Regions from separate parts of the Homo sapiens genome. Here all the other regions are linked to region 1. Evidence: chromatin loops called from intact Hi-C (ENCODE). Cell type or tissue: mammary epithelial cell. All regions are shown on one strand. Each heading gives the region's core, and the rest is flanking DNA. Links, peaks and the distances in the headings are about the cores only.

Region 1 (5,419 bases), core at 272-5,271:
CTACTGTAAGTGAAGAGGCCTTGGTGGGCAACCTTGGCTGGGAAACATATATTCCTCACTATTGTGCTTTCCTGGTAAGCAGAGGCTGAGATAAGCTAGATAATCCCTAAAGCAAGCCCCTTTTCATTCTCAATATTCTATAAAATGAAACATTACAAATCTAAGTATGGAAGATGCATTAAAGAGAACCGTGAGCTGGGTGCAGCCTGGGCAACATAATGAGACCCCCATGTTTACAAAACAAAATTAGCTGGATGTGGTGGTGTGCACCTGCAGTCCTAGCTACTCAGGAGACTGAGGTGGGAGGATCACTTGAGCCCAGGAAATCGAGGCTGCAGTGAGCTGTGATCATGCCACTGGACTCCAGCCTGTTACCTCTGGATGGAAATGAACAAGTACCAAAGAGACAAACTTCTAGGTTGCTAGACATGTTTTATATCTCAATCTGGGTGACGATTCATGGATATCAAGATGTTTAAAAATGACTGGCTGTACACTTAAGATGAGGGCAGTTTACACATTTTGGGTTTGTTATGCCTCAAACAGAAGCAAAATGTGGGTTAAACTGGTTCAGAAAGGAGGAAGGAGAAAAGAAACTTTTCTGAGCAAAAACTAGTGTATTAGTCCGTTTTCACACTGCTGATAAAGACATACCTGAGACTGGGTAATTTATAAAGAAAAAGGGGTTTAATGGACTCACAGTTCCACGCAGCTGGGGAGACTTCACAATCATGGCAGAAGGCAAAAGGCACGTCATTCATGGCAGCAGGCGAAGAGAATGAGAATCAAGCCAAAGGGGAAACCCCTTATAAAATCATTAGATCTCGTGAGACTTACTAACATGAGAACAGTATGGGGGAAACCGCCCCCCATGATTCAATTATCTCCCACCAGGTCCCACCCACAATACGTGGGAATTATGGGAGCTACAATTCAAGATGAGATTTGGGTGAAGACACAGCCAAACTGTATCATAGCGTGGCGAATGTGTTGAAAAACTGCATTTTTATGCCCTTTTAATACATTACACTTTCATCATGGCAAATGAAAGCAGTTTAAAAGCCAACATCTCAATCAAAAGTGATTCATTCTGAAGTTCCTAGGAAGTTTATCAGCATTGTGTTGGGACAGGATACAAGTACTTCTAGCATAAAAGCAAAAGTATAGAACTGAGTTCCAATCTTAATATTTATACATACTAGCTGGGTGACTTTAGACTTTGTCTATATATCATCTGTGAAATAGACATGAGAACACTTCGCCGATTTGCTATGTGGTGGAAATAAGGCAATGTACATAAAAGCAAAGGACATAAACTGTTCAGGCAAGCCATGTTTGCTCCCTACTCTGCCCCTGGAGAGTGTGACAACACTATTATATTAAAGACGACACAACCTGCATCTACTTTCTACCAGTATATAACACACATTTTCTTAATAGTCTCCTTTGAAATAATTTAGCCTTCCAAGAATGCAATGAAGTCAGCAGAGAAAAACAATCATACTGATGACTTAGGATCTAAAATTTCTAGAAAATGAAACATGAGAAGCTCTTCATATGTTTTTATCACCTCTCAAACAGTCCTGGTGAGTTTCCCAGAACCTTTTTTGGCTTTGTCCAAAATAAAGCCATGTGTTTTGAATACTATTGGTCTTTCTGCAAAGTAGAGACGCTTGGCATATTCAGAAATTTTGGATGCAAGTGACAGAAAACCCCCACACCCACCAGCTTTAGAAAAAAAGAAAACCTACCAGCTAATATCACAGAAACGTCCAAGAGGTGGCACTAGCTTCAGGCACAGGTTATTGGCTCAAATGCTCTCAAGTCCCGTCTCCCGATTCCTGGCTTACACCTTCCACTATAACGGTTTCACTCTCAGGCAGGCTTTCTCCATAGAGCACACTCCCCCAGTGCCCAGCCCTATCCAGCAGCTCCAGCAACGCCAGGCATGCATTACAGTAGCTGGGCAACCCCAGTGGAAAAGAGCCTCTCATTTGCCACAAGTGTATAGGAAAGTCTGGGTCTGTCTGAGTTTGTGCAGAATCATGATGTGATTCTCTAATGAGTCAGGAGACTGGGGTTCTAGTTCTGACTCTACAACTAGTGTTTGTATGATATTAAGCAAGTCATTTCCTTTCTTTGGACCTCAATTGTCTCATCTATAAAACAGAGGAATAAAATCTCAATGCCATCTTGAGTCAGTTTTAGAGCTAACAACATTTCTTAAGTTATCCACACTAAAAACTGTTTCCTCTGGAAGTTTGATAATAGTGCCCTCTAGCGATCTTTTCAGTAGGTGCCTTTTTATTTCATTTGGTGTACAAATATTCCTCAATTCACAGAGACATTCAGAGCGCATTTGCTATAAAACGAAATTCCACATCGAAATATATTTTTCCATTCTCATTTTAAAATAGAAATATGCTTGTGCTCCAAAATAAGTAGCTAAAACTGTGGATTTCACATTTATTACTGTTTTAGCTGCATCTTGGTCGTTCGGTTATATTGTACTTTCATTGTTGTTCTTCGTACGTGTTTTCTACTATCCCTTGTGATTTCTTCTTTGGCCATGGGTTACTTAGTAGAATGTGGCTTCATTTCAAAACCTTTGGGAATTTTCTAGATGTCTTTTTTATTATTGATGTCTAGTATAGTTTCATTTTGATCATAGAATATTCTGTTATTTCAATGTGTTGAATGTTTGACCTTTTAATAGCCCAGGGTACAGTCTTTCTTGATGAATATTCCATGTACACTTCAGAATAATATATAATTGGTGTGTATAGTGTGTAGTTTTCTTTAGTAGTTGAATTTTTGATAATGTTCTTCAAATCATCTGTATCCTTGCTGCTTTTCTTTGCCTACTTTTTTTTCAATTACTGAGAGTGGAATGTTAAAATCCCAAAATTTGATTGTGGATTTGTCTGTTTCTCTATAGTTTTGTCAGTTTTTGCCTCATACACTATGAAGCTCTGTTAGGTATCTTCACACTTAGGAATTGTATGTCTTCTTGATGAATTGATCCTTCTATCATAATAAAGTATCCCTTTTTAATCTCTAGGAATACTCTTGTTTTGAACTTTACTTTGTCTGATATTAATACTCCATGTCAACTTTCTTACAATTAGTGCTTACATAATAAATATTTTCTATCTTTTTACTTGCAAACTAGCTATGATTTTAGAATTAAAGTGTTTCCCTTTAAACAGCTTCTAGTTGGGTCTTTCTTTTTTTATCCTTTTTAATGGAAGTGCTTAGTTCATTAACATTTACTGTAATAATTGATATGGTTGAGTTTAAGTCTACCATCTTGTTAGTTTCCTATTTGTTTCTAATGTTCTCTTTCCTTTAATGCACTTTTCCTGTCATCTTTTGGTATCCTATTTTATGTCCTCTATTAATAATATCTTGTATTTAAAAATGATTTCTCCAAACAACCCCATCAAAAACTGTGCAAAGGATATGAAGAGACACTTCTCAAAAGAAGACATTTATGGGGCCAAAAAACATGGGGAAAAAGCTCATCATTACTGGTCAATACAGAAATGCAAGTCAAAACCAAAATGAGATAGCATCTCACACCAGTTAAAATGGTGATCATTAAAAAGTCAGGAAACAACAGATGCTGGAGAGGATGTGGAGAAATAGGAATGCTTTTACACTGTTGGTGGGAGTGCAAATTAGTTCAACCATTGTGGAACACAGTGTGGTGATTCCTCAAGGATCTAGAACCAGAAATACCATTTGACGCAGTGATCCCATTACTAGATATATACCCAAAGGATCGTAAATCATTCTACTATAAAGACTCATGCACACGTATGTTTATTGCAGCACTATTCACAATAGCAAAGACTTGGAACCAACCCAAATGCCCATCAGTGGTAGACTGGATAAAGAAAATGTGGCACATATACACCATGGAATACTATGCAGCCATAAAAAAGGATGAGTTCATGTCCTTTGCAGGGACATGGATGAAGCTGGAAACCACCATTCTCAGCAAACTAACACAAGAACAGAAAACGAAACACCACATGTTCTCACTCATAAATGGGAGTTGAACAGTGAGAATACATGGACACAGGGAGGGGAACATCACACACTGGGGCCTGTCAGGGGGTGGGTGGGCTAGGGGAGGGATAGCATTAGGAGAAATACCTAATGTAGGTGATGGGTTGATGGGTGCAGCAAACCACCATGGCACGTGTATACCTATGTAACAAACCTGCACGTTCTGCACATGTATTCCAGAACTTAAAGTATAATAAATAAATAAATAAATAAGGTATCTCTTTGCATATTTTTAAATGATTATAATATTCATCTCTAACTTACTACAATTAAGCATAGACTAACACTAAATCAGTTCATATACAAGGAAACACCATAGAGGAGTACACGTTCACCCACCACCTCCCATTCTCTGCGCTACTGTTGTCATATATTTTACTACCACATTTTTTTTTAATTTTATTATTATTATACTTTAAGTTTTAGGGTACATGTGCACAACGTGCAGGTTTGTTACATATGTATACATGTGCCATGTTGGTGTGTTGCACCCATTACCTCGTCATTTAGCATTAGGTATATCTCCTAATGCTATCCCTCCCCCGTCCCCTCACCCCACAACAGGCCCCAGTGTGTGATATTCCCCTTCCTGTGTCCATGTGTTCTCATTGTTCAATTCCCACCTATAAGTGAGAACATGCGGTGTTTGGTTTTTTGTCCTTGGGATAGTTTGCTGAGAATGATGATTTCCAGCTTCATCCATGTCCCTACAAAGGACATGAACTCATCATTTTTTATGGCTGCATAGTATTCCATGGTGTATATGTGCCACATTTTCTTAATCCAGTCTATCATTGTTGGACATTTGGGTTGATTCCAAGTGTTTGCTATTGTGAATAGTGCTGCAATAAACATACATGTGCATGTGTCTTTATAGCAGCACGGTTTATAATCCTTTGGGTGTATACCCAGTAATGGGATGGCTGGGTCAAATGGTATTTCTACTTCTAGATCCCTGAGGAATCGCCACACTGACTTCCACATGGTTGAACTAGTTTACAGTCCCACCAACAGTGTAAAAGTCTTCCTATTTCTCCACATCCTCTCCAGCACCTGTTGTTTCCTGACTTTTTAATGACTGCCATTCTAACTGGTGTGAGATGGTATCTCATTGCGGTTTTGATTTGCATTTCTCTAATGGCCAGTGATGATGAGCATTTTTTCATGTGTTTTTTGGCTGCATAAATGTCTTCTTTTGAGAAGTATCTGTTCATATCCTTCGCCCACTTTTTGATGGGGTTGTTTGTTTTTTTTCTTGTAAATTTGTTTGAGTTCATTGTAGATTCTGGATATTAGCCCTTTGTCAAGTGAGTAGGTTGCAAAAATTTTCTCCCATTCTGTAGGT
Region 2 (5,419 bases), core at 81-5,080, 190 kb before region 1:
CTTGTTTTCCTCTTTGCAATTAACTAACTGCAGCTCCAACCACCATAGCTTACCTCTAGGAGAGTCAGACACCCAGAGTCTCCAAATATAGTTTGCAGATTTCTAAACATTGTTGTCTATGTGAATGGGACCTTCTAGAGTTGTGCATTGTACAACCTGAACAGCCATCCTCAGAGTTCAGACACTAGTCCACTGAATTCCAGAGGACATAGATCAAGTTCCTTATGTGACTCCCCCAAAGTCTTTCTCACTTGGATTAAGAAGAGGGGAAGCACACTTCTTCCCTCACCAAAAGAATGGGAAAATGCCACAATCCTTCAAAAACTTTCACCTTAGGAATCCTCGATTCTCATTCTCTGATCTCTTTAGCCTTTGTCTCAACTCTTGGCTCCATCTTAAATCTCTTCTAAGAGTCACAGAAGCAGTTGTTTTGGCAACCTGATTTGCATACTACACTTCAAAATATGAGTTTAATTCTGTTCTTAGAGCCTAGCCCTCCCACCCCCACAGATGGGACCAAAAGTGTTCCTGTTAAACCTTTAAGTGGCGTTTAAAATTATCTGAGCAACTGTGGATGAAGTTGCTGCTATACATGGAAATACTATATGTAGGAGAATTAGTCAACAGGAAGAATTCAGCCTTGTAGAAATCTTTCCCAGAAATGCTATTTTCCATGAGTACAATTGAGATCACCCTTGAAATATCTATCAGAACAAGTCTAAATAGACAGAGAAGGAAGCTGGGCTGAGGGGTGCTATTGGTATAGAGATTGACTTTGAATGTTCACATTTGCTATTATTTCTGTTAAAACTCAATTTGGAAAACATCAAAAAGTCACAAGAATGGAATAGTCTTAGCTTTTTTTTACTGCTTTATAATTTAAGATGATTGTGCAAGAAGTGTCAGGCCGAATATTTACCAATTTGCCTCATGCAAGAGCTTTGAACTCTATCAGAACCATGTCCCTAAACCACCAAGGATGCGGCAAGAGCCAGTCTTATTAATTCTGTCTGTTCTCTTGTCAAGTAATCTCATTTGCTCATTGGAATCCATGTCTCTCTAATTCTACAAGCCTACCTGTACCCTCCCTACAGAGGAGACTCTGTATCATAATTTTACAAAATGTTTTTGATTAGATGTAAGACAAATGATAGCCTTCTTTGTTCAGAGAATTTTAAAAAGGGTGACATTTTACCTGTCAACTATTATTTTTGCAAATTTCGTACCGGAGGAGGTTTTGGCTCTTGCTCTGCTGCTCTAGTTTTGGGAACTACCAAGGTAATGCCTTTAGACCTTTTTAGAGTTTTCACACTGATTGCTGATTTAAAATATAAATAGGTGAAATTATTGATGCTGTTGAACTTTTTAAAAATTAGTTTTCTTCTGCCCTTTAAAAGGCATTTAGTGATACAGTCACCTGGAGGTGGCTGTGTGCCCGGCTGAAAACTGGAGAATGCTAATACTAAGGAAAAGAAGGAAAACAGATGTTAAAGAGAAGCAACTAGCAACCTCTGCCACAATCCATTTTCTCCCTCTTTAGCCCTCTCCTCATCCAGACCTCCAAATTTGCCAAATCAAAAGGATTTTCTCACTCAAAAAAGCATCACTTTCACAACCCAGTAGAGAAAACCAAAAATTCCAGTCTCCATGACAATCACTGCTGTGGTGGCAGCCATATGATACTGCAGTCGAACACATCCTGCGTTCAACCACTGCTCACTGACACCCTTGCTTGAGCTATGAGATGGTTCCCCTTCCACAAGCTCAGCCACGTATCCCGAAGCAGAGCGCCACGACTGTGTTCTGATGGGCTTTACCCCTCATTCCTGGGCTGCTCCAGAACCGGCTTCCCCGTGGTGCAAGCTCAACCCAGTGGCCAGACCACCTCTTCTCTCCTGCTGAATTCCTCGTTAGGCCCTTGTCCTTTTTGGTGGGCTTTACATGTTGGGGGTTTCAAGGTCAGCACTGCAGGAAGCAAATTTCCTTGAAGCCCTTCAAACTGCAGTAAAACTACATGGCCACTGGGTGGAAAACAATACCTTGTTAATGACCCTGAAACCCAAAGAACAGGAGCTGCAAACATGTGACCTGTGTTTTTGTTTTGTTACCATGGACAATGTTGAAAAAAAATTAGTTGCCAACATTTAAAAATTAGAACATTTCACATGAAACGCTGAATTTCCAACTTGTATTATAATCTAGAAATTAGAATCTCTCTCCACATTCTGGGCCTGAATTCCTGCGTGGCAAAAGATAGTTAAAGTGTTTCTTGGTATCCTGTGATAATAAATGCATTTGAAAATGTGAACCCTGAAATTGTACAGCAGTGTCCAGTGATAAGTTGAATGAATAAACTTAAAAGTAACTTTAAAAAGATTATCCTGAAAGTAAAAGTCAAACTTAAAATTCTCATTGATGACTTGAAGACTCCCAATAATGCATTGCAGATTCACTTCCCAGGATGAAATATACTCTGTCAGAGTCCCCATCATTCACCTGGCAAATTCCTCCAACTCCTTCTGGACCCAGCCAGAAGCACTGTCCCCTGTACTGAAACTGCCCCAGTTTCCCCAGGCCAATTCTCTGTGTTTGCATTATACTGAAATACTACTTACCTTTTTCTGATTCAGAAGTCATCATTCATTTGTCTCCACGACTGACTTGTGAGCAATTTGAGGGGAAAAGATGGTAATTTATATAGTGTGTTCCTAGCAGCTGAGCCATAATAGCTGGTTAATGTTTGTTTGTTTATTTATTTATTTGTTTATTTATTTGAAATGGAATCTCGCTCTGTCGCCCAGGCTGGAGTGCAGTGGCGTGATCTTGGCTCACTGCAACCTCTGCCTCCTGGGTTCAAGTGATTCTCCCACTTCAGCCTCCTAAGTAGCTGGGATTACAGGCACATGCCACCATGCCCAGCTAATTTTTGTATTTTTAGTAGAGACGGGGGTTTCACCATATTTGTCAGGCTGGTCTCAAACTCCTGACCTTGTGATCCGCCCACCTTGGCCTCCCAAAGTGCTGGGATTACAGGCGTGAGCCACTGTGCCTGGCCGATTAATGTTTATTTAATAGCATATCATCCTTTAGTCTGTGATTAAATACCATTTCTAAAAAGAAACTTTCCTGGCTCAATCAACTTCCCAGAATCCCTGTTATGCCTCTCAGAATAGAATAGACTTCTCCTTCCTAATGTTACATGACGGGTAATTGTCTTAGGGAAATTATTTATTTATCATTGCTTTCCCTACCAGATCCGTGAGGCCAGGGTCTGTATTTTCCTGTTCCCCTATATTCCCCCCTTTGCCTAGTACAGTGCCAGGCAGCTACTCTCATGTGGTCAGATGGCACATTCACAACAGTCCTGGGTCATGAGCCTCCTACATGATGATCCTGCAGCTGCCACTTGCTCCTGTATGCCTATTCACCACCACCTACCTGTGTTTGCAAGTTCCATGAGGAAGGGCCCATGCCTCCTCCTGCTTATCACAGTGTGTCCAAATCAGTGCCTGGTTCAGGGCCTGTGTGTATGGGACATCTCCTAGGCACCACTTCACACCCTCTCAGCCCTACCTTCCACTCCAGCCACCACCTCAGCAACCAGTTCTGTGCAAACTTACACCCACTTTGTGTAGGTGCAATCTGTTAGTGCCTCACCTGGGTCTAGGCCATGTACCTCTCTGTTCCTGTCCTTGAGTTTCTCCAGCCAGAGGAGTGGGACCCTGTGAGAACACCCTGGCCACACAAGCATGCATAAGCCAGTCTGCACAGTGTTAATATTTGTGGGGCCATCCTTGGCCAATGTGGACAGTTACGAGACCCACTTTAGAAAGCTTCTCAGGAGGTCCGGCGGTTGGAGCATGGTCGCCTACAATACTGGCCAACTTCATAATACATCCTTGTACTGTCTTTCCCTCCTTCCTTCTGTCCCTGGTCTCTCACTCTTGCTCCCTGGAATCACTTCTCAAATAAACTACCTGTCTCTGGCTCTGCTTTTAGGGATATTCAGGTCAAGACATGATGCAACAAGTTTTTGTTGAATGACCAAGTGAATGAATAAAACTATAACCATGTTGGATACATAAGCATAGTTGGGTCACCAAAAATATCGTAAATGATTATTGGCATTTGTGTAGCTCCTGAGAACAGAATTATCTCCAGTAGAAACGTGTGAGAGACATTTCTATCCCAAAGAATCCATTTAAAAGAACTCACTTATTTAAAAAAAAGAAAGAAGAAGAAAACAGTGGGTGCCAGGGGCTGGGGCGAGGGGAGAATGAGGAGGGTTTTTTCATGAGTACAGTTTCAGTTTGGGAAGATGAAAAATTCCACCTTCCTGGGGATGGATGGTGAGGATGGTTGCACAGTGGGTATGTACTTAATGCCATTGAACTGTATACTAAAAATGGTTAAAATGATAAATTTGTGATATGGATATTTTACCACTATAAAATTATAAGTATAATACATTCATAACCATTAAAAAACACAATGGTCATAAAGAAACATTGGCAGGAAATAAATGCAAATGTTGATAATTCCTGTGATATGGAGGTAGAATTTCATCAAATATATTTTTTAGCTTCCAAACTTTCTCCACCATGGTTGTATTGTATTCCTAACCTGATAGCAGCAATTATTAGTAACTACAGTAATAATTATTAAGAATTATGGTATTAATAATTCCATTTTTCTTGACATGGCCTCAAAACATACATACATACATACATACATACATATAGGCTAACACTAAACTTTTTTTTATTTTTTTTTCGTATACTTTAAGTTCTGTGCAGAACGTGCAGTTTTGTTACATAGGTATACACATGCCGTGGTGGTTTGCTGCACCCATCAACCCGTCACCTACATTGGGCATTTCTCCTAATACTGTCCCTCCACTAGCCCCTCAACCCGACAGGCCCCGGTGTGTGATGTTCCTCTCCCTGTGTCCATGTGTTTTCATTGTTCAACTCCTACTTATGAGTGAGAACATGCAGTGTTAGGTTTTCTGTTCTTGTGAGAGTTTGCTGAGAATGATGGCTTCCAGCTTCATCCATGTCCCTGCAAAGGACATGAACTCATCCTTTTTTATGACTTCACAGTATTCCATGGTGTATATGTGCCACATTTTCTTTATCCAGTCTATCACTGATGGACATTTGGGCTCCAAGTTTTTACTATTGTGAATAGTGCCACAATAAACATACATGTGCATGTGTCTTTATATTAGAATGATTTATAATCCTTTGGGTATATACCCAGTAATGGGATTGCTAGGTCAAATGGTATTTCTAGTTCTAGATCCTTGAGGAATTGCCACACTGTCTTCCACAATGGTTGAACTAATTTACGCTCCCACCAACAGTGTAAAAGCATTCCTATTTTTCTACATCTTCTCCTGCATCTGTTGTTTCCTGAC
Region 3 (5,419 bases), core at 273-5,272, 460 kb before region 1:
AGATGGGGATGGGGAGCACCATATACTTTTAGATGATAATTTAGATGTTAGTTTTCTGTTTCATGAGCAGCTGTGTGTACAGAGTACTATATTAAGTATATTTGCTGACAAAAGTGAGAAGTCACTTGAAAGGAACCTGCAATGAGGTAGGGATCGACCCCAGGCTACTTTTTTCCCCTTCTCGTCTATATTTAATTGTGAAAATGTTCAAACATATTAAAATGTTGAAAGACGTATACAATAGACACCATATACTCATGCTACAGACCAAATGTGCCCTCCGAAATTCCTATGTTGAAATCTGAGTCACTAACGTGATGGTATTAGGAGGTAGGATTTTGGGTTGCTGATTAGGTCATGAAAGTGGGGCCTTCATGAATGGAACCATTGCCTTTAAAAAATAGGCCTCAGAGAGCTCTCTTGTTTTTTAGTCTGATCTTGATCTCATGCCTTGATCTTGGACTTCCCACCCTACAGAACTATGAGCATCTAGCCCCAAGAGTTGTTCACCAGGAGCGAGCATTGAAGCCCCAAGAGTTGTTAGAGAGAGAGGTGACCTGTATAAAGCATCAGGGACTGTCCCTCTGTTTCCATTGAGATTCCCATTAGCTATCTACATTCATTCAGAAAACTTCTCAAGGTGCTTGGAGAGGCTGTTTCCTGGTCACCTTCTCACAGTATTAATGCCTTTTCAAATGAATCAACAGAACTCCATTTCCCACCTTCCCAGCTTTACTCCTTTCCCGTTTCTTATGAGGTACCTTAAACCAGGGTAATACATCCAGAGTGTTTGCAAAATAGTGAGCTTCCTGGAGTTACTTCCAAAAAAAAATGTAATGCCTAGGAAAAAAATGTTTAGAAAGCCCAACAGAACAAGCACTTTGGGAGGCCAAGGCGGGAGGATCATGAGGTCAGGAGATCAAGACCATCCTGGCAAACATGGTGAAACTCTGTCTCTACTAAAATACAAAAAATTAACCAGGCATGGTGGTGCGTGACTGTAGTCCCAGCTACTCAGGAGGCTGAGGCAGGGGAATTGCTTGAACCTGGGAGGCAGAGATTGCAGTGAGCTGAGATCGTGCCACCGCACTCCAGCCTGGTGACAGGGCGAGACTTCATCAAAAAAAAAAAAAGCCCAACAGAACATTTGTGGAGGTAGATTAAGAAGAATGAAGAATTACCATAGGGCAGCCTGTGTTTGGTTTAAGTACTTGGTCAGCAGAGTCAGCTGCCTAGATCTCAGTCCCAACTTGACCACTTACTAGTTCTATGATCCTGGGCAAGTTACTTAATCTCTCTGTGCCTCAGTTTCCTAATTGTAAAATGGGTTTCTTTTCAAGTACAGTGTACACTCACTCCCGGCAATATGACTGCTAGACATGAAGTGAAACCTTACCTTACAGAGCTTACAGAAAAACCTGGAGAAAATTAATTGGCCAAGCACCAGAGCCTGGAGAATGTCTGGGCCCAAGTCAAGAAGGACACATAGGAGACTGGGTAAGAGAACCATGACTTTCAACGCTGAGATTCTCAAGGCTGACATCTACAGTGAGTAAAATAGAGCCTCTCTAACCTCCATCCCTCATAGAGAAAGCAAGTAGTAATATTCACTTGGTTATTTTTGCCTTGTCTCTGGTAAACTGGCAGGAGTGGGGCTATCTTTTCTGCAAAATTAGTAACTACAATATCATAACAAACTGGGTTTGGGTCTGGAATTCACACTACTTTCATGGTTACTGCAAACCCCCAATATGAAAATTTAGCTTAAAGAGATCCCTGACCCAAGTACTTCAAATTCAGAACCTCAAATATCTCTCACAGATAAAGGTTTAAAGAAAAAAAAATTCAGACCTTACAATTAAAAACCAGAAAACACAAAGGAAACAAGTCACTTGAGTGAGAATCAGCAAAGTGATATATCCCAAGAGTAGACTCACAAACACTTCAAATGCTGGAATTATCATAGAAAATCAAAAAAGTGAGAGTTAGATCTGAAGAATTTATCTAGAAGTCATCAGAGAGAAATGAAGTGATGGAAAGATATGAGGAAAAAGTGAGAAGGCACAATAGGCAATTCAGAAGGAGGTAATTGAGAGAATGAGGAGGGCAACAATCAAAAGACAGCACCTGACAACTTCCTAATACTGATGCAAGAGTCCAGTCCTCCCATCAGGAAGCCAAGCAGGCTGAATACAGAGAAATGACACTTAGATATGTTATCATGAAACTGTAAGACACTAGAAGAGGAAAAAGACACCAAAAGCTGTTGGAGAGAAAAGATAAATTATCTACAAAGAATTTACAGTTTGATTAATAGCTAAATTCTCACAGAATAATGAAGCCAGATGCCTGTGATATAATATCTTCAAAGAGCTGAAAGAAAATAATGTCAATCCAGAAATCTAAATCCAGTGTTCAGAGCTGGTGCACAGTAGAACAGCTACAACAGACATTAAAATGTTGAGATCTCTGTCCTTACTGGCTGGTAAAGAGCTGCCAAACTGAGCCCGCCCTCTGACCAGGCACCCACCACATGGCTGCCACCACTGCCCCCTCCCTGGGCTATCCCCTATCTAGCAACTAAATGTCAGTGAGCCGTACAATGGGGAGCCTACAGAACCATTACACTCTCACTAGCCCTCCTTTCTTGGTTCTCACTTGTCCCTCTCGGTCCTTATTTCCTCCTGACTCGAGCAAGCCTACTCAAAGATGGAGAAGATGGCAGCCTTTGGACGGTGCAGGCAAGTGCCCAGAGCCTATGTGGTTCCCCAGGCTGCAGCTGCCCACCGCTAACAAGCTCTCCTTCAGAGCTGCTCTTCTGTAGCCACTGGGGGGAGCTGCAGCCCCTGTGGATTTTGCCTCCAGGAAAGTTGGAAAGGGACAGGAGGACAGCAAGGTAATAGGGACTTCCCAGCTGTCACACAGCCTGGGCTCTGCTGGTACAGCAGGCATTCCCATGGTGAGAATCTTTAATGATGGTAGATCCAGCCTATAAATTAAATCAGTAGTTACAGTCTTCCCACAGAGAACACAGAACCCAGAGGGCTTACAAGTGAGCTCTCCTGAGTATTCAAGGAACACATAATTCCAAGCTTATACTAGTTCTTTCAAAGAAAGAACAACAGGAGACACTCCCCAACTCATTTAATGAGGTTTGTGTAAACATGCTGTCAAATCAGACATGGACATTATACAAAAGTTAAATTCCAGGCCATTTAAGAACGTAGATGCAAAAGCTCTAAATAAACCAAATCAATAAATGTATAAAAGTGATAATGCACATAATCAGGTAGAATTTATTCAAGGTGCAAAATTGGTTCAACATTAGAAAAACCTAAGAATGTAACTCACCACAATAACAGATTCAGAGAAACCGTATGATCATCTTAATAGATTCAGAATAAGCTCTAATAAAACTCAATAACACTTTATGATGTTTTTAAAAAATCTCTTAGCAAACTAGGAATAAAAAGGAATTTGCTTGATCTGATAAAGCATACCAATTTTAAAAAACATGCAAATATTTTGCTTAGTGCAAAACATTAAATGGATTCCCTTTAAAATCAGAAACCAAAGCCTAATTGCTATTTTATATTTATTGTATTGGAGATACTTGCCAGTGCAAGACAAGGAAAAGAAATATAAGGTGTAAGGATCAAAAAGAATGAAATCTCTCATCATTTGCTAATAATATGATTATCTACATGGAAATTTGAAAGAATTTATATATAAAAAGCTAAAAATTAACGAGTTTAGCAAGTCTGCAGGGTGTAGGATCAATGCACAAAAACTTATTTTATAAAGCCATCCACAAATAAAAAGCAATTTAAAAGAAGATACAACTGGGGACTCTGCTTCTAATAAAAGCAAATCAGATGAATTTAATTTGCACTCGCCATCCTCTTAAAAAAACTAGAAAATCTGTACCAAATATATAATGTCTTGTAGCTCAGAGGGCAATAACATAGTAAAGGGTTCTCTGCAAAAATATTTTTAAGATGTGGCAAACCACAGTGGTCACCAGGAATAGGGATTCAGAAAGGCAAAACATAAAAGGATGGGGAAAATCTTAGTGTGCTCTATTAATATCACACAAAGTAGACATTAAAGTAAAAAAAAGACTTTAAGAGGCAATGAGGGTCATTTCATAATGATAAACACGTATTTAATGAGAAAGAGTAAAGTTTAAATAATAATATGGACTCACACTGCTGCCTGATTCCATTTCTATAAAGTGCTAAATCATATTATTTAGAAATTCTTACAGAAGTGACAAAATTGTGGAAGGACAAGAGGGAGAAAAGGAAGTGAGGCAGTTTTCTAAGGTCCGAATAATGATTGTGTTTCAGGTAGAGGAAGTGGGTTGTGAACAGGCAGAGGCACTCAGCAAGCTTCAGGCAATGTTCTGTTTCTTAACCTGAGCAGTGATTATATGCGTGTTTATAATAATTCATTAAGCCATGCAATTTTTATGTATGTCTTTTATAAGAACAAGGTTTAGAAATTGACACTTGTAACAGCTACAAAAATAAAGCTTTTGCAGAAAATTATAACTCTATGGAAAGGTATTAAAAAGACCTAAGTGGAAAAACATGGATAGAAAGATTCAATTCTGTGAAGATATCAATTCCATCCAAATTATCATATAGATTTAATGTAATATACATTGAAACCCAAACATGTATAAATTACAAAATCAACCTGACAAGTTGATTTTGTAATATATATGAAAGAGAGAAGAATGCTTAAGTCAAGGTTCAAACAGAGAAGCAGAGGAAGAAATATATATATATATATATGAATATATATGTGTGTGTGTATGTATACACACATACATACAGAGAGAAATACAGAAACAGAGAGGCAGACAGGGACAAAGAGAAACAGCGAGAGACACAGAAATTTATTGCAAGGAATTGGCATACATGATTGCAGGGGCTGGTTAAACAAGTCCCAAATGCATGCAGAAAGTCGTCATGAGCACAATGAGACTTCACAGGAACAAGCCACAGCTCTCATCCACAGGTGGAATTTCTTCTCTCTCCTGGGGAAACCTCAGTCCTGCATTTAAGGCCTTCTAACAATTCAATCAGGCCTACCCAGATAATCCAGAATAATCTTCCTTACTTGAAGTCAACTGACTTAAGAGCTGTAATTCCATAGGCCGAATTCTTTCACAGCAGTACCTGGATTATGTTTGTATAACTGGCCTGTAGCCTGACCAGGTTGACAGATCAAAAGCGCCATCACAAACAGACAAGGCCTATCTACCAAAATAGGTAGACTTGACTCCCCAGGTATCCAGGCTTATAACACTATATTAATTAGGACCATAGAATCCTGGGTGGACTCCAACTAAAGAGATACAGAGATGTACTCTTCTGGCATGCCATGCTTCCTGTCCCGAATCCTGGTGCCA
Region 4 (5,419 bases), core at 167-5,166, 230 kb before region 1:
TAAAAGAAAAAAGCCAATAGCTAGTACTAAAACCTGTTGTTTTTTAACCATAAACTTCTAGTTTTCAGAAGATTTGGGGTAAAAACAACTTAGGAAGAAAACAGCATAACCACGTTGACCTGAAATGAGCCCATCTGAATATCATTCCTATTGTGTAAGCAGAGTTACACCCGGGAATGCCACGAACCAGACTGGGTAGTCCTCTAGGAATGATGAGGGCTGATGGCTGCTATGTGAGGGTGGTCTCCTCACAGCAATCTTGTTGGAATGTCCCCATTCCTCTGACACACCACCAAATGCACCTGGAATGATGAACGCTAATGTGGTTCTCAAGCCATGCTACACGTTCACATCAATCAGGGAACTTTCAGATGTCCAGCTCTCTCTCTACCTCCCTGTTCTGATTCAATGTTTGAAAACTCTCTAGGTTATTTTACAGTGCAGTCAGGGTTGAGGCCTACTGAGTTATACACTGGTGATATTTCACAGGGGAAACATAAGATGACAGCTAGGGACGCGGGCAATATCATTTTCTTTTAGCACCAGGAAATAATTGAACCTTCTACTTTAATATTATGTGACTTTTTTTCTGAGATTACAATCTACACCTCAGTTTTGTTTGTTTGTTTGTTTTGAGATGGAGTCTTGCTCTGTCGCTCAGGCTGGAGTGTGGTGGGGTGATCTTGGCTCACTGCAACCTCTGCCTCCTGGGTTCAAGCGATTCTCCCACCTCAACCTCCTGAGTAGCTGGGCTTGCAGGCCTGCGCCACCAAGGCTAACTTTTGCATTTTTAGTAGAGACGGAGTTTCACCGTGTTGTCCAGGCTGATCTTGAACTCCTGACCTCAAGTGATCCACCAGCTTTGGCCTCGCAAAGTGCTGAGATTACAGGCGTGAGCCACCGCGCCCCAACTTATGTAATTTTTTAACTTGCACTTCAACACCTGAGATAGTTCGCAGGTAAAATACGTTATCACAAAGAAAACAATATGAAAATAGAAATGAGTATGCAGAGGGTAGATAATGTTGCAAAATGTTCATTTTTACCTTTTTCATTAGTCACTTTGTAATTTGTAAAGGGTCCCCCTCAGATAGGCATTGGAAAGCCCCTCCCTTTGGTCTCTCTCTTCAGAATCCTCTGGGTGCCTTTCTGCCCTTCCTTGAGAGTCCCAGCCTCATCACTGAATAACAGAGACAGATTTACCGGCTCCAGAGGCTCCCTCTTGGCTTCATCCTGGACTCTGGATGGCATCCTCTGCTGTGCTTTCTTATGAACGACGTGTGCTGACGGTTAGCAGTTTGGAATTCTTCATCTTAGAGCACCTACAAGGGCCAGGCACGGTGGCTCACGCCTGTAATCCCAGCACTTTGGGAGGACGAGGCGGGCAGATCACCTGAGGCCAGGAGTTCGAGACCAGCCTGGTCAACATGGTGAAACCCCGTCTCTACTAAAGTAAATACAAAAATTAGCTGGGCATGGTGGTGCATGCCTGTAGTCTCAGCTACTCGGGAGGCTGAGGCAGGAGAATTGCTTGAACCCGGGAGGCAGAGGTTGCAGTGAGGCAAGATCCAGCGCCACTGCACTCCAGCCTGGGCGACAGAGCGAGACTCCGTCAAAAAAAAAAAAAAAAAAGCATCCACACGACTGACAACCCTTACTGCTGGTACCACTCACCTCCAATTATTATGCTGACATATTACTTAATTTTGTCATGTTACTTTGTCTTTCCAAATAGCTCCTCTCCGTCAGGAGAGAGTGTGATGGGAGGGTGGAGAAAGATGTAAGAGGAGGTGGGGATAAGGGTGGTGAATCTGGCCCAGCCACATCTTTTTTTCAGCTTGCCAAGGGTGCTGAATGGGAGGTTAACGTCAAAAGGGCTGCATTCCGAACGAGTTGCTCCAAAGTGGTGTAGGGTGTACAGCAAGATTTTCTGTATTTCGGGGGCACTTTGACTCAAACTAGGGTTCAGGAAAGCCGCTGACCATTCAAGTTGATCCTCTTCTGGTCAAGAGGCTGCAGCGAGGGAGAACTCTAGCAAGAAACAGGAAACTGGAGGCCGAGAAATGGTGAGGGCTGGAGAATTCAATACTGGCAGCCCCTTGCTGCGGGAAGGCAGGGGAGCCGCTGCTCTGACACACTTGTGCCGCTAGAGGGCAGCGCAGGGCAGAGCAGCTACTCAAGCGCACCATTTGGGGAGCGCAGGATTTCAGCAGCTGGAGGAGTCACAGGGAAGCCATTCATAAAACAAGCATAGAATAAATTATCTAGCAAGGAAGGTTGCTTTGAAATATGACCAGGAAAAGGGTAGGCACCAAAGGTAACAATTGCTTTAATAACTTTGAGTAATGAGACTTTTTTTTTTTTTTTTTGACAGAGTATCTCTCTGTCTCCCAGGCTGGAGGGCAGTGGCGCGATCTCGGCTCACTGCAACCTCCACTTCCCGGGTCCAAGCGATTCTCGATTCTCCTGCCTCAGCCTCCCGTGTAGCTGGGACTATAGGCCCGCGTCACCTCGCCCGGCTAATTTAATTTTTGTATTTTTAGTAGAAACGGGATTTCACCATGTTGGCCAGGCTGGTCTTGAACTCTTGACCTCAAGTGATCCGCCTACCTCGGCCTCCTAAAGTGTTGGGATTACAGGCGTGAGCCACCGCGCCCGGCTGAGTAATGAGACTTTTCTGCAGTGAACATGGAAATAGGCTGCTTCAGAGGTAACGAGAGAAGGGAATTTTGAGATTATTTGAAACGGTGATTTATCTCAGTACAGACATGGCACATGTTCACTTCAGGGATATAAAATGAGCTAATCAGGGGCTACAGTGGCCTTCCTAAGTCTCATGAAACACTTCCAAAAACTTTCCATGCTTTCCCTAATTTTGTGCAGCAAACGATAAGAGACACTTAGGGACAGGGATTTGCTTCACATGAGAACTAGCCCAAGAAACCAACTACACGTGGACCACACAGACAGCATCTCCAAGAGTGATAGACAGTACTCAACCTCCATCGTTTCATTTTGATGGAAACAGAGTGAGTTTAAGGAAGGCTTTTGGTGAGCACGTGTTTTATATTTCTATTTCATAATGCTGGTATTTCTATCAGTCTTTCTGGAATATTTCTCCCCTAAATGCAGAGAGAATCAAAAGCAAGAAAAGTGGATTCTAGCTCTCAAAGAGTTTCCAGAGTCCTGAAGAAGCTGGAAAGTTATTCAGTCAGGTTCCTAACAGGAAGCAGATGGCATGCCCAAGGTAGGATCATTCTGGGATGGTTTATTTACTAATGCATGGGCAGAGTGCAAGGGACCCTCATGAGATGGTGCAGAAAGTAGCTCAGAGCTTTAACAGCAAGCTGTCACTACACCTGAATCTGAGGGAGGGGAGGGAGTACTCATGGGGTTGCTGAAGAGAGAGTCCGTGGAGAGAAGTCCAACTTGTAAGAAGGACAGTGATCTTAGGTTGCAGCCAGCCCCAGGTGACCACACCCTCCCCTCCTCTCCCTTCTCTCCCCTTCCCCTCCCCTCCCCTTCCCCTCCCCTCCCCTCCCCTTCCTTTCCTGTCCTTTGTCCTTTGTCTCCTTTTCCCAGAGGATAAGAGGATTGGTTGATACAATCCTTTCAGGTCAGACTTCCAGGGGAGACATCAAAATGGACATAATCCCACTTACCTGAAATAAGACATGAATGTAACTGCTACTACTTGTGCAGAGGTCCACCTGGCAATACTGCAGGCCCATCTGGGCAGCATTCAAAGAAACGAGGGCTAATGGCTGGCATGTAGGAATCAGTTCCTCAGAGCAATCATGGTAATAAAATAAAGTTGAACTCTGTCTAAATGCAGTTCTTTGTAAATATGTCTTTTCTCTGGCTGCTTTTAAGAGCTTCTTTTTATCTTTGATAATATGAAATTTGATTATGATGTACTTTGGTGAGAGTTTTTTTTGTAGTTTTATTTTTTTATTTTTTGCGTGGGGCCCTTCAGGCGTCCTGGATCTATGGAACAGCACACCACATCACATATCATATCACTTTCGGAAAATTCTTAGCTAGTATCTTCTCCCCATTCTCTTTTCTGTCCTTCTGGAACTTTAATATTAAATCTCCTCTTTTTTTTTTTTTTTTTTTAGCTTGTCTGTGATATTTCCCATTTATTTTGTGTCTTCGTACTATAGTCTGTGTAATTTCTTCAGATAATTCTCAGTACACCAATACTCTCTGCCTGCACCTAATCTGTTGTTCAGTCCATCCATTGAATGTTGTTTTCATTTGTTTTGTGTGAGGGCAGTGGGAGGGGTGAGCGTACAATTGTTTCTTTTGAAATCTACCTAGTCAGTTAACAGTCTCTTCCTGGTATGTAATTCTGATTTCCTAATTTCTTCCTCAAACTTCTAAATCATTTATATTCTGCAAACACTAACGTTAACATCTGAAATCTTTGTAAATGTGATTCCTCTGCAGGTTTTCTTAGCTAACTCCTGCTTATTGGACTTTGTTTCCTTTTTTTACAAAAAAAAATTATTTGATTCTGTGAGTTCATAGTTATTGGAGCATTATCTGCAGGAATGCTGTATGTCTGGGTTGTTGTTGGTTTACCCAGAAAGAATTTATGTTTGCTTTGGCCAGGAGCATAAGGGAGAAGAATGCTACCAGCCTGGTACTACTACTTTACCTTCTTGGCTTGGGATTTGGAGAGACCATGCAAGCAGTGTGAGTTGGAGCCCCAAACCTGCACAGAAGTTTTTTGGTGTTTGTTTGTTTGTTTGTTTTTGATACAGAGTCTCACTCTATCTCCCAGGCTGGAGCACAATCTTGGATCACTGCAACCTCCGCCTCCCGGGTTCAAGCAATTCTCCTGCCTCAGCTTCCCAAGTAGCTGGGATTACAGGCATGCACTATCACACCTGGCTTATTTTTGTAATTTTTTATAGAGACGGGATTTCACCATGTTGGCCAGGCTGGTCTCAAACTCCTGACCTCAGGTGACTGGCCCACCTCAGCCTCCCAAAGTGCTGGGATTACAGGCGTGAGCCACCACACCCAGCCGCCAGGAGCTTGTTCTTACTATGCGTTCTTAGGAGAGGTGGGTTTTGTTTGTTCGTTTGTTGTTGTTTTCCATTTTACTTAGAGGAAAGGTCAAGACCAGCAAAGTTTTTTACTTTCAGTCTTTGTGGGGCAGCCCTTTGAAATCGTAGCTTAAATGGGGCTTTCTGAACTGAATATCACCTTGCAAGGTCCCTGCCTCCCATGTGGCCCTGCATCCCATGTAGCTCTTGAAATCAGAGTTCCAGGTCCCAGTGCATGGAAAGATGCCCTTTAACCCATCCACGGCCTTGATGCCATGTCCTCTCTGCATCTGTGCCATGTCCGTAGTCATGCATGGACTGCCTTTGAAGACCTTATTCCCTTGTCACTGTGAACTGTCTAT

The links. Peaks named below come from ENCODE experiments on the same cell type or tissue, not always from the same donor. Only the 100,000 strongest peaks of a DNase experiment are listed, where the experiment ranks them.
Region 2: it touches region 1 in a loop (10-fold over the local background); 17 of 110 quality-filtered maps call a loop at or near these places.
Region 3: it touches region 1 in a loop (20-fold over the local background); 17 of 110 quality-filtered maps call a loop at or near these places.
Region 4: it touches region 1 in a loop (14-fold over the local background); 102 of 110 quality-filtered maps call a loop at or near these places.

What each region holds. Positions count from the first base shown.
Region 1 is chr6:53,489,969-53,495,387 of GRCh38, reverse strand. All of the region lies in intron 3 of GCLC-AS1 (GCLC antisense RNA 1), which reads right to left. Among named protein-coding and RNA genes, the nearest start is that of GCLC, 52 kb to the left of the region's middle. In mammary epithelial cell, for the core only: CTCF peaks have their summits at 1,773 (motif pointing right) and 2,282 (motif pointing left); a DNase peak (open chromatin) is centred at 1,977; H3K4me3 peaks cover 228 bases; H3K27ac peaks cover 728 bases.
Region 2 is chr6:53,676,201-53,681,619 of GRCh38, reverse strand. No RefSeq gene overlaps it. Among named protein-coding and RNA genes, the nearest start is that of KLHL31, 13 kb to the right of the region's middle. In mammary epithelial cell, for the core only: a CTCF peak has its summit at 2,021 (motif pointing right); no DNase peak of the experiment used is centred there; H3K27ac peaks cover 543 bases.
Region 3 is chr6:53,953,689-53,959,107 of GRCh38, reverse strand. All of the region lies in intron 1 of LOC101927189 (a long non-coding RNA gene), which reads right to left. Among named protein-coding and RNA genes, the nearest start is that of MLIP-IT1, 42 kb to the left of the region's middle. In mammary epithelial cell, for the core only: a CTCF peak has its summit at 2,831 (motif pointing right); a DNase peak (open chromatin) is centred at 2,847.
Region 4 is chr6:53,722,740-53,728,158 of GRCh38, reverse strand. It overlaps LOC124901334 (a long non-coding RNA gene), which reads right to left and starts at 1,388. Exons shown (of 3, transcript XR_007059620.1): 1 at 1,204-1,388. RefSeq lists a silencer at 5,219-5,404. In mammary epithelial cell, for the core only: a CTCF peak has its summit at 2,143 (motif pointing right); no DNase peak of the experiment used is centred there.